Linked DNA regions of Homo sapiens: region 2 is linked to region 1. Evidence: chromatin loops called from intact Hi-C (ENCODE). Cell type or tissue: mammary epithelial cell. All regions are shown on one strand.

Evidence for each region. Peaks named below come from ENCODE experiments on the same cell type or tissue, not always from the same donor. Only the 100,000 strongest peaks of a DNase experiment are listed, where the experiment ranks them.
Region 2: it touches region 1 in a loop (2.6-fold over the local background); 1 of 110 quality-filtered maps calls a loop at or near these places.

What each region holds. Positions count from the first base shown.
Region 1 is chrX:29,660,120-29,665,119 of GRCh38, forward strand. The region is part of intron 5 of IL1RAPL1 (interleukin 1 receptor accessory protein like 1); the gene reads left to right. Among named protein-coding and RNA genes, the nearest start is that of MIR4666B, 88 kb to the left of the region's middle. RefSeq lists an enhancer at 1,657-2,856. In mammary epithelial cell, no CTCF peak of the experiment used is centred here; DNase peaks (open chromatin) are centred at 2,172, 2,762 and 3,112; H3K4me3 peaks cover 130 bases; H3K27ac peaks cover 3,169 bases.
Region 2 is chrX:29,554,822-29,559,821 of GRCh38, forward strand. All of the region lies in intron 5 of IL1RAPL1 (interleukin 1 receptor accessory protein like 1), which reads left to right. Among named protein-coding and RNA genes, the nearest start is that of MIR4666B, 17 kb to the right of the region's middle. In mammary epithelial cell, no CTCF peak of the experiment used is centred here; no DNase peak of the experiment used is centred here.

The sequences.
Region 1 (5,000 bases):
GAACAGCAAGAGGGAAGTCCGCCCCCATGATCCAGTCACCTCCCACAAGGCCCCTCCTCCAACATTGAGGATTACAATTCGACATGAGATTTGGATGGGGATGCAGAGCCAAACCATATCACCTTGTCAGGTAGATCATTTGCAGATAATTTCTTCCATTTTGTAGGTTGTCTCTTCACTTTGTTAACTGTTTCCTTTGCTGTGCAAAAGCTTTGTAGCCTAATGTAATCTCAATTATCTGTTTTTGCATTGGTTGCCTGTGCTTTTGAGGTCTTAACCAAAAAATCTTTGCTCAGAGCAATGTCCCCTAGCATATCCCCAATGTTTTTGTCTAGTAGTTTTATACTTTCAAGTCTTATATTTAAGTCTTTAATCCATTTTGAGTTTATTTTTGTATATGGTAAAAGATGGGTATCTACTTTTCTGAATATGAATATCCATGTTTCCCACACCATTTATTAAAGAGACTATCCTTTCCCCAATGTATGTTCCTGGTGCCTTTGTAAAAAATGAGTTGGCTGTAAGTGCATGGGTTTGCTTCTGGGCTCTCTATTCTGTTCCATTGGTGTATGTGTTTGTTTTTGTGCCAGTACCATTCTGTATTGGTTACTATTGCTTTGTAGTACAATTTGAACTCAAGTAGTGTGATGCCTCCAACTTTGTTCTTTCTGATTAGGATTGCTTTGGCTCCTTGGGCTCTATTTCGTTCCATATGAATTTTAGGATCTTTTTTCTACTTCTGTGAAAAATGACATTAGTACTTTGATAGGGATTGCAATGAATCTGTCAATTGCTTTGGGCAGTATGGTCATTTTAATGATATTAATTCTTCCAATGTATGATATGAGTGTGGGATGTCTTTTCATTTGTGTACATCCTCTTCAACTTTCTTCATCAGTGTTTTATAGTTTTCCTTGTAGAGATCTTTCATCTCCTTGGTTAAACTTATTCATAGGTATTCTATTTTTTGTGCTATTGTAAAGGGGATTTCTTTCTGAGCTAGTTAATTATTTGTGTATAGAAATGCTACTAATTTTTGTATGTTGATTATTATCCTGCAACTTCACTGAATTCATTTATCAAATCTAAGAGTTTTTTGGTGGAGTTTTTAGATTTTTCTATGTATAAGATCGTGTCATCAGCAAGTAAGGATAATTTGACTTCTTTCTTTCAAATTTGAATGCCATGTATTTCTTTCTATTGCCTAATTGTTTTTACAAAGACTTGCAGTACTATGTTGAATACAAGTGGTAAAAGTGGACATCTTTGTCTTGTTCCAGATCTGAGTGGAAAGGCTTTCAGTGTTTCCCTATTCAGTAAGTGAAGGATAGTAGAGATTAGCCAGAGCTTATCTCATAATAAATGACTATGACATTAGCCTAAAATATGAAACTTTCCAAGACCACTTCCCTTTGGGGGATCACAAGGAGATGAGTCATCAGTCACTGCCTTACATTTTTGAAATATAAATCAACATTGAATAGTAAAATTAGCCTTATGGATAAAAAGAGGTGACTAAACTGATTTATAAAAACTTGTCTCTGGATAATTAATCCACCCTAAACTTGCTTCTCTTATGTTGTCTCCACATATGGTTAAATGGTACCACCATTCATGTGTTTGCTCAAGCTCATAACTAGGGATCATGCCCCTTAACTCATGAACATTCGTTTATAATTCACATCTAGTCAGTCAGTAAATTTTGTTAGTTCTACTTACCAAATAGATACTTAAGGGAAAAAAATTCTACCACTTCCACCACCAACACTGTGCCGTCGCCTTTCAGTGGACTGCCTCAACATCTTCCTCCCTGCCTTCCTGCCTCCATTCTGCCTCTCTGCCTCCACACCACTTCATTCTCCCAGACTTGAACACCAAAATGCCAGAGTGATACCTCTGGTACAAATGCTACTTGGGGCTCTCTTATTTTTAAAACTCTCCAAAGCATTCCTCTTATACTTAAAATAAAACCCAAGTCCTTTCCATGTTCTACAAGGCCCTTCCTGCATTGGCCAGTGGCTATCTTTGAATTCATTGTCACTCTTTTTTTACATCATTATAGATACAGTGGCATTCTTTGCCCTCTCTTAAGCATGCCAAGTATACTCCATCTCAGCACCTTTGAACTTGCTCTTCCCTCTGCCTGGCATAAACATCCTCCAGGTTTTGCTATGACTCACTTCCTCCCTTCTCACAGATATGTTCCAAATGATCATCAGAGCAAGCTTTCCTGACAGTTTTTTCTAAAATAGCATTTACATTAGTCTCTATCTCTTTAGCTGCTTTAATTTTCATAGTACTTATAATCACCTGGCATTATATTGTGTGTGTATCAATTTATATGATTATTTTGCATCTCCTTCTCTGGAATGCAGGCTTCATGAAAGCAGAAGTTTTGTCTGTCTTGTTCACTATTATAGCCCCTAGTACCTGGTAGAGAGGAAATATTTTAAAAATATTTTTTGAATGAATAAATGAATATTTTTATAGTTTAATTACAAACCACACTTATCAAATTAAATGAACAAAATACTAAGTATCAAAGCTAGCCAAATGAATTCCTTGGCTTTCCTAAATACATGTCTTTTGATGGATATATTATGAGTTACTTCCTTGGAAGTATTTGTTCTGTCTCCTTGGCATGACTCTTAAGTTACCTTGTATATGTTGTTAGTTTAGTCATCAACTGACCTCCCCGCACCTTTCTGTTCAGTTGCTTAGTCACTCCTCACTCTTTGAGGCTCCTGAGGCTCCATGACTCCGTGGTTAGTCACCACAATTATTTGCAACAGAAAGGAGAAATGTTGCCAACCCCAAAGCATTAGAGATAAGTGAAAAATAGAGCACCCCTTTCACCCCAAGTGGATTCACCTAGTAAATGTTGATGTTTTCTTCTGTCCATTTCCTTCTTCTGCAAGGACCATGAGATTGTGTTTACATTCTACAGCTCTCACAAGATGTATGCTCCAATATTAGAAACTAATGTTTAAACATTCCAGGCCAAAGAAAGCAAAACTGAAATTCCACTCTTGAGTCATTCAGAGGTTGAAGCATTATGGGTGATCCAAGTTCCCCTGACTATCTGTGAACACAGGCAGTTGTTTGTCAATTCTTTTAAGTTAAAAAAAAATGCACAAACAACCTATTGTAAAATGGAGTGAGTCAGTGCAATTGCACAAAGCATGTTTTATTGTCAGCTGTATAAATCTGTGAATATTTTTCGTGACCAGTTTTAGTTGGTGGATTTAAATGAGGTCACCAAAAAGTTATCTCTGAGTATAGCACTCGCCACAGTGCATCATAAATATGCTCTCATCTATGAACATCCTTATGAATGACTCTATGTCTTACTCATTCTTTTATCTCTAAATTAGTACTGACTATTTTAGGTCCTTCATAAATGCTTTTGAAATTGGATTATGGAGGTATTTATAATTATCTAGATTATAAGCTCTTTCAGGACTAAATGCTATGTTTTGTTTACATTTGATCCCCTTATAGTCCTGTACATTGCCTTGCATATTTAAAAGTCTTTAGAATATTTTTGTTGAATTGATTTGTTAAGTATAGATCAATCCCCCTGCTATGGAAACTAATGTGGAAAGTGTTAATGATTCTTAAATCAGGGTCTAAACCCCTTTTGATCCTTTGGTTGGATGTCCAGTTCATTATTTCACAAATAGTAATATTTTTCTTGTCAGGCTATATAGGCTGCTAAATGCTATTATCCCAAACTTTGATGGATATAATTAGAACAGATTTATTTTCCGTCTACTATATGCAGGAACTTAATCTGTTTTCCTATTAAATCCTCACGACAATTCATGCAGGAAGACTATGTCACATTCTCCATATAAAAAGACTGAGACTAAGAGATGTTAAGTAATTTATCCAACTTGCCAAACAAATAAGGCAGAATCAGGAACTGTTAGACCTGTTTCCTTGAACACTAACTGTGTGAAATCTTTCCTACTCTACCACAATGCTTCTAAGAAACAAAGTGGGCCGGGCGCGGTGGCTCACGCCTGTAATCCCAGCACTTTGGGAGGCCGAGGCAGGCGGATCACGAGGTCAGGAGATCGAGACCAGCCTGACTAACGCGGTGAAACCCCGTCTCTACTAAAAATACAAAAAATTAGCCAGGCATGGTGGCGGGTACCTGTATTCCCAGCTACTCGGGAGGCTGAGGTAGGAGAATGGCATGAACCCAGGAGGCAGAGCTTGCAGTGAGCGGAGATCGCGCCACTGCACTCCGGCCTGGGCAACAGAGCGAGACTCCGTCTCAAAAAAAAAAAAAAAAAAAAGTGAAGGGAACTAGTTAAAATACATTATGAAAATTATATATGACTTTGAAAGAAACATTTTATGGTAGGATAAGTATAGATATCCAAAATGTATCGAATATTCTCAATAGTATTTGAGGGATTAGTATGTGAAGGATTAAAATTAACTTTTAAAGGCGTGATTGTTCAACAGAGAAAGATACATGTATTATAGACACCTCACATTTCTCTCCACGTTAAGAACTTTAAAAAGACTCAAGAATCTTGGCCTCTTTACCCTGGTGTTGTCATATTTGTTTTAGGAAGATAGTGTTTTACTTTTTACCGTTCCATAGCTCAAGTGTAAAAGGGATGGGGAAAAGAGGGAGAGGCTGTATCCCTTTATGAATACTCAGGAAAAGTTAATATAGATAGGGAATCAATCCTGTACACATCTTCATGTGTTCTGACTTCTAGATGTTTCTCTAACTGGTAGCTAGTAAGAAAAATTAGTGTCCTTAAAATGTTCCTTCTATTATGCAGAAGCTTTGTCAACTGAGACATTAATAACTCTGTAAGAGAGGTCTGTTATTATTTAAATGTCTATAGAGCTTTACCGTTGTTAATAGGATGTTCTGAAGAATAAAATGAGGTCTTGAAAATACTTTTGTTGGTGAATACAAAGCTATGTTTAATGCAAAATTAGTGAGAGAAAAATCTCTACTATAATTGCTGTGG
Region 2 (5,000 bases), 110 kb before region 1:
GGTAACTGGGAGTGGGCCATGTGTATACTCATGTACATAAACACACTACACATTCCTAGTTTAACTATTTGCTAACCCTGTCCATTGATTTTCACAGTATATTTTTTTCTCCTCTCAATAGTTTTTAAGGCTTCCTAAAATACAAATTGAAATAACCTTTTGCTGCAGATATTATGGAATCCAGGCAGGCCTGCAAGTCTGTGCAGAGTTTACTCTCTGGCAATAAGACTGAGAATCCCCTTTAACAGGCCCTGCCAGACCACCTGTTATATTTGAATAATTCACAAACAGCTTTTCCCATTAATTCATGCCAGGCCTCTAAATATAATCCAAAATAAGTCATGTTATAAGGCATTTGGATTAGAAATAAAGTCATTATAACCATATGCCTGCATTTATAAATGTACTTTTAGACAACATAGTACCATTCTAAATTTTCACCACAGGATCTGTTTGACCTACAGAGATATTTGGGTATCTCTAACTTAAGGAAAAAGGCCGTGAGGCAACCATTTTAAAATACTTACAGACAGTGAGTTTGAAGAACTTTGAACTTGTAGTCTCCTGATGCCTCACTGATACATCCATTTCAAGGCAGACAATTGCCTTCCTTAAGCCCAAAGTTAGAAAAAATGAACAGGACAGTTTTTCAGGTTTTGTCTCAATTCCTGTTCATGCACAGTGCAATTTTTGCCACACTATCCTCATCTCTTGAAGAGATGGCTAGCCATTTCTTCTGTGATGTCTCAAATGTGCTTCAAAGTTCATTGTAGCCCTTATAACACTGAAACCTACCTGTGTGCACATCTGTCTCTTTCAGTTCTTTAAATGGTATGAGAACATGTTAAGATTAGCTCTATAATGAGTCATTTCTGCATCCCTCAGATCCCTGGTATTGAACTTGACACGTAATTTGTATTTGGTGTGGTTATTCAGTGAGTAATTGACAAATTCAATGATCCATATTATGCATGTCACATTTTAGCTTCCCTTAAAGAAAAGTTTTTAGGAAAGGAAAAGAACACTGGGGAGGGGGGAAACAAAATTAACTTGGCCATGCTGAGAATTGCAGGAATGTGCACTATGCAAACAAGTTAAGTAAGCACAGTGTCTTCCTTACTTCCATCAGAGACCTTGCTTGGCTAAAAAGCAAGAGTGGAGCCCACTCTCTGTATTCATTTGCATAATTTGTTCACACTCTGCCTTAGCCACAGAAGTGGAAAGCCTTTCCTTTCCTGGTAGTCCCTAGGACATGTCATCTACCTCCCTCGTGAGTTGTAATATGGGGAGGACTGGAAGGCACAGCTTAGAGCCCCATGGTGTCCAGTCAGGGGAACATGGGGATAATGTGTCCATTCACTGACACTAGCGCTTTTCTCCAATATGGTTAACAGTCGAAATTTGATTAAAGCAAGTTAGGAAACTCCAGTAAGGCTAATTTTCTCTTGAACTATATATGGTGTCTGTTGGCAAGAAAACAAGAGTTACACATTTAAGTAGGTTAATATCAACTGAGAAACTCTTAAGAATCATAGTTTAAGATCAGGCCAGGCGTAGTGGCTCACGCCTGTAATCCCAGTACTTTGGGATGTTGAGGAGGATGGATTGCTCGAGGTCAGGAGTTGAGACCAGCCTAACCAACATAGTGAAACCCTGTCTCTACTAAAAATACAAAAATTAGCTGGGTGTGGTGTTGGGCACCTGTAATACCAATTACATGGGAGGCTGAGGCAGGAAAATCACTTGAACCCAGGAGGCGGAGGCTGCAGTGAGCTGAGATCGTGCCACTGCACTCCAGCCTGGGCAACAAAGCAAGACTCTGCCTCAAAAAAAAAAAAAAAAGAAAATCATAGTTTAAGATCAAAGTTGAATGTATATTGTGATGAGTCTACAGTGTGGGAACAACTTTTTGAAAAGTGTAATAGGTTTGAGAAAAATGGCTTAATTTAAAATATGTATTTTCTATTATATGTGCATGATTTTTATGAAGATATATTCTCAGAATTCTTTAAATTAGTGGTTCTCAATTCAGTCTATGTATCAGAATTGCTTGTGAAGCTTTCAATTAATACATATGGATACCTAAACCTAACCCTTGATTCTGATTCATTTAGTCTGGAGAAAGGTTGGACATTTTTTAGCAACTTTGTTTTTGATTTAGGATTGAATATCACTGCCCCAGGATTATGAAGAAATTCATCATCATCCTAAAAATATTATAGTACTTCAGCCCTTTATTATAGTCATTTTTCCATAAGTGGCAAATAATAAGAATCCAAAGAAACATGTTGTGTATGCGTGGGGCCATCTCGATACAGCTGATGACAATTAAGTTGTTGGCTGTCTGGTTTTAAAGATATTTGGAAAGACAATTCCTTTTATAAGAAAACCAAACAAATTCCAGCCAATGAATGGTCTTAGGCGGTCAAGAATTTTATTCTGGCTTACTGACATCCTCAAGATCTCAAGACACAGATTAGACTATGAGAAGACACAGTAAAATACTCCATCTTTATTCTTAGAGATTCTATTCTGAATCCCACTTTTTTCAGTTTTATTGAGATGTAGTGACAAAAAATTGTATGTATTTAAAGTGTACAACACGATGTTTCGATGTAAGCATACATTGTGAAGTGATTGCCATAATCAAGCCAATTAACATATTGATCATCTTACATAGTAGCCATATTTTGTGTGTGTGTGGTGAGAACACTTAAGATCTATTTTCTTAGCAAATTTCAGGTGCACAATACAGTATTATTAACTATAGTTACTAGCTGTACATTAAATTGAGATAACTTATTCATACTGCATCACTGAAACTTTGTACACTTTGATCAACATCTCCCCATTTTCCCTACTCTCAGCCACTGGTAACCTCCATTCTACTTTCTGCTCTTAGGAGTTTTAATTTTTAGATTCCAGATATAAGTGAGATTATGCAGTGTTTGTTTTTCTATGTTTGGCTTATTTTACTTAGCATAATGTCTTCCAGGTTAATCTGTGTTGTCACAAATGGCATGATATCCTTTTTTTTAAAAAAAAATGCTAAATAATATTTTATTGTGTGTGTGCATGTGTGTGTATATATATCATTTTCTTTACGCATTTATCTGTGAATGACACTTCTATTGTTTATGTATATTTGCTGTTGTGAATAATACTGTAATGAACATGGGAGTGCAGATATCTCTCCCAATCACTGATCTCATTTCCTTTGGATATACACCCAGAAGTAAGATGCTGAATCATATGATAATTCTATTTTTTCATTTTTTGAGGAACCTCCATTATGTTTTTTGTAATAGTTGTACAAATTTTCATTCCCACCATCAGTGCACAGAGGTCTCTATTCTCCACATCCTTGCCAATACTTCTTCTCTTTTCACATTTGATAATAGCCATTGTAACAGTTGTGCAGTGATATCTCATTGTGGTTTTATTTGCATTTCTCTGATGATTAGTGATATTGAGCACCTTTTCATCTACCTGTTGATCACTTGTATGTCTTCTTTTGAGAAACATATATTAAATTCTTTAGCCAATTTTAAGTAGGCTTATTTGTTGTTGTTGTTTGCTATTGAGTTGTTTGAGTTCCATATATATTTGGATATTAACCTTTTATCAGATGCATGGTTTGGAAATAAATTTTTCCTGTTTCATAGGTAGTCTCTTCACTCTGCTAATTGTTTCCTTTGCTATGCAGAAACATTTTAGTTTCACACAATCCCACCTGTTTATTTTTGCTCATGTTGCCTATATTTTTGGAGTTATGTCCAAAAAGTAATTACCCAGACCAATGTCAAAAAGCATTTCCCTTATGTTTTCTTCCAGTAGTTTTAAAGCTTCAGGTATTAAGTATTTAATCAATTTTGAGTTGGTTGTTGTATGTGGTGTAAGATAAGGGTCCAATTTTATTTTTTTGAGTGTGGATATACAATTTTCCCAGCATCACTTGTTGAACAGACTGCCCTTTCCCCATTGTTTCTTAGCATGCTTGTTGAAGATCAGTTGACTATAAATATGTGGATTTATTGCTGAGATCTTTATTGTGTTTCATTGCTCTGTATGTCTGTTTTTATGTCAGTATCATACTGTTTTGTTTACTATAGCCTTGTAGTGTATTTTGAGATCAGGAAATGTGATGCCTCCAAGTTTGTTCTTGCTCAAGGTTATTATGGCTATTCAAAGTCCTTTGTAGTTACATATGAATTTGGGGAAATGCTATTGCAAATTTGATAGGCATTACATTAAATCTGTATGTGGCTTTAGGTAGTATGGACATTTCAACAATATTAATTCTTCCAATTGATGAACATGGAATATCTTTCCACTTATTTGCGTCCCTGGAATAGATCCAACTCAGTCATGTTTTAATTTGCTGGTAAATTCAGTTTGCTAGTATTCTGTTGTGGAATTTTGCATCTATGTTCATTAGGAATTTTGGCCTGTACCTTTCTTTTCTTGTAGTGTATTTCTCTGGCTTTTGTATCAGGGTAAGGCTGGCCTTGTGAAATGATTTTGTAAGTATTACCCGCTTTTCAAGTTTTTGGAAAAGTTAACATTAACAAAAAATTGGCATTAATTCTTCTTTAAAAGTTTGGTAGAATTCCGCAGTGAAGCCATTTGATCCTGGGCTTTTCTTTATTGGAAGGTTTACTTTATTACTGATTCAGTCTCCTTACTTGTTAGTGTTCTGCTCAGATTCTGTATTTCTTAATGATTCAGTCTTGGTAGGCTATATGCTTTTAGGAATTTATTCATTCCTTCTGTTAGACAGTCTACTTTGTGATTTGACAATGTATTTTCAGTAGTATGCTTTGATTCCTTTCTCTTAGATTTTGTGTATCTACTAATTTTTTTTTTCATTGTGGTTACCATGAGGTTTACATAAAACATCTAATAGTTAGTTATGTCTATTTTAAGCTGACAACTTAATTTTGACTTTGTACAAAAGCTCTATACTTTTATTTCCACCTTTCACATTTTATGTAATTGAT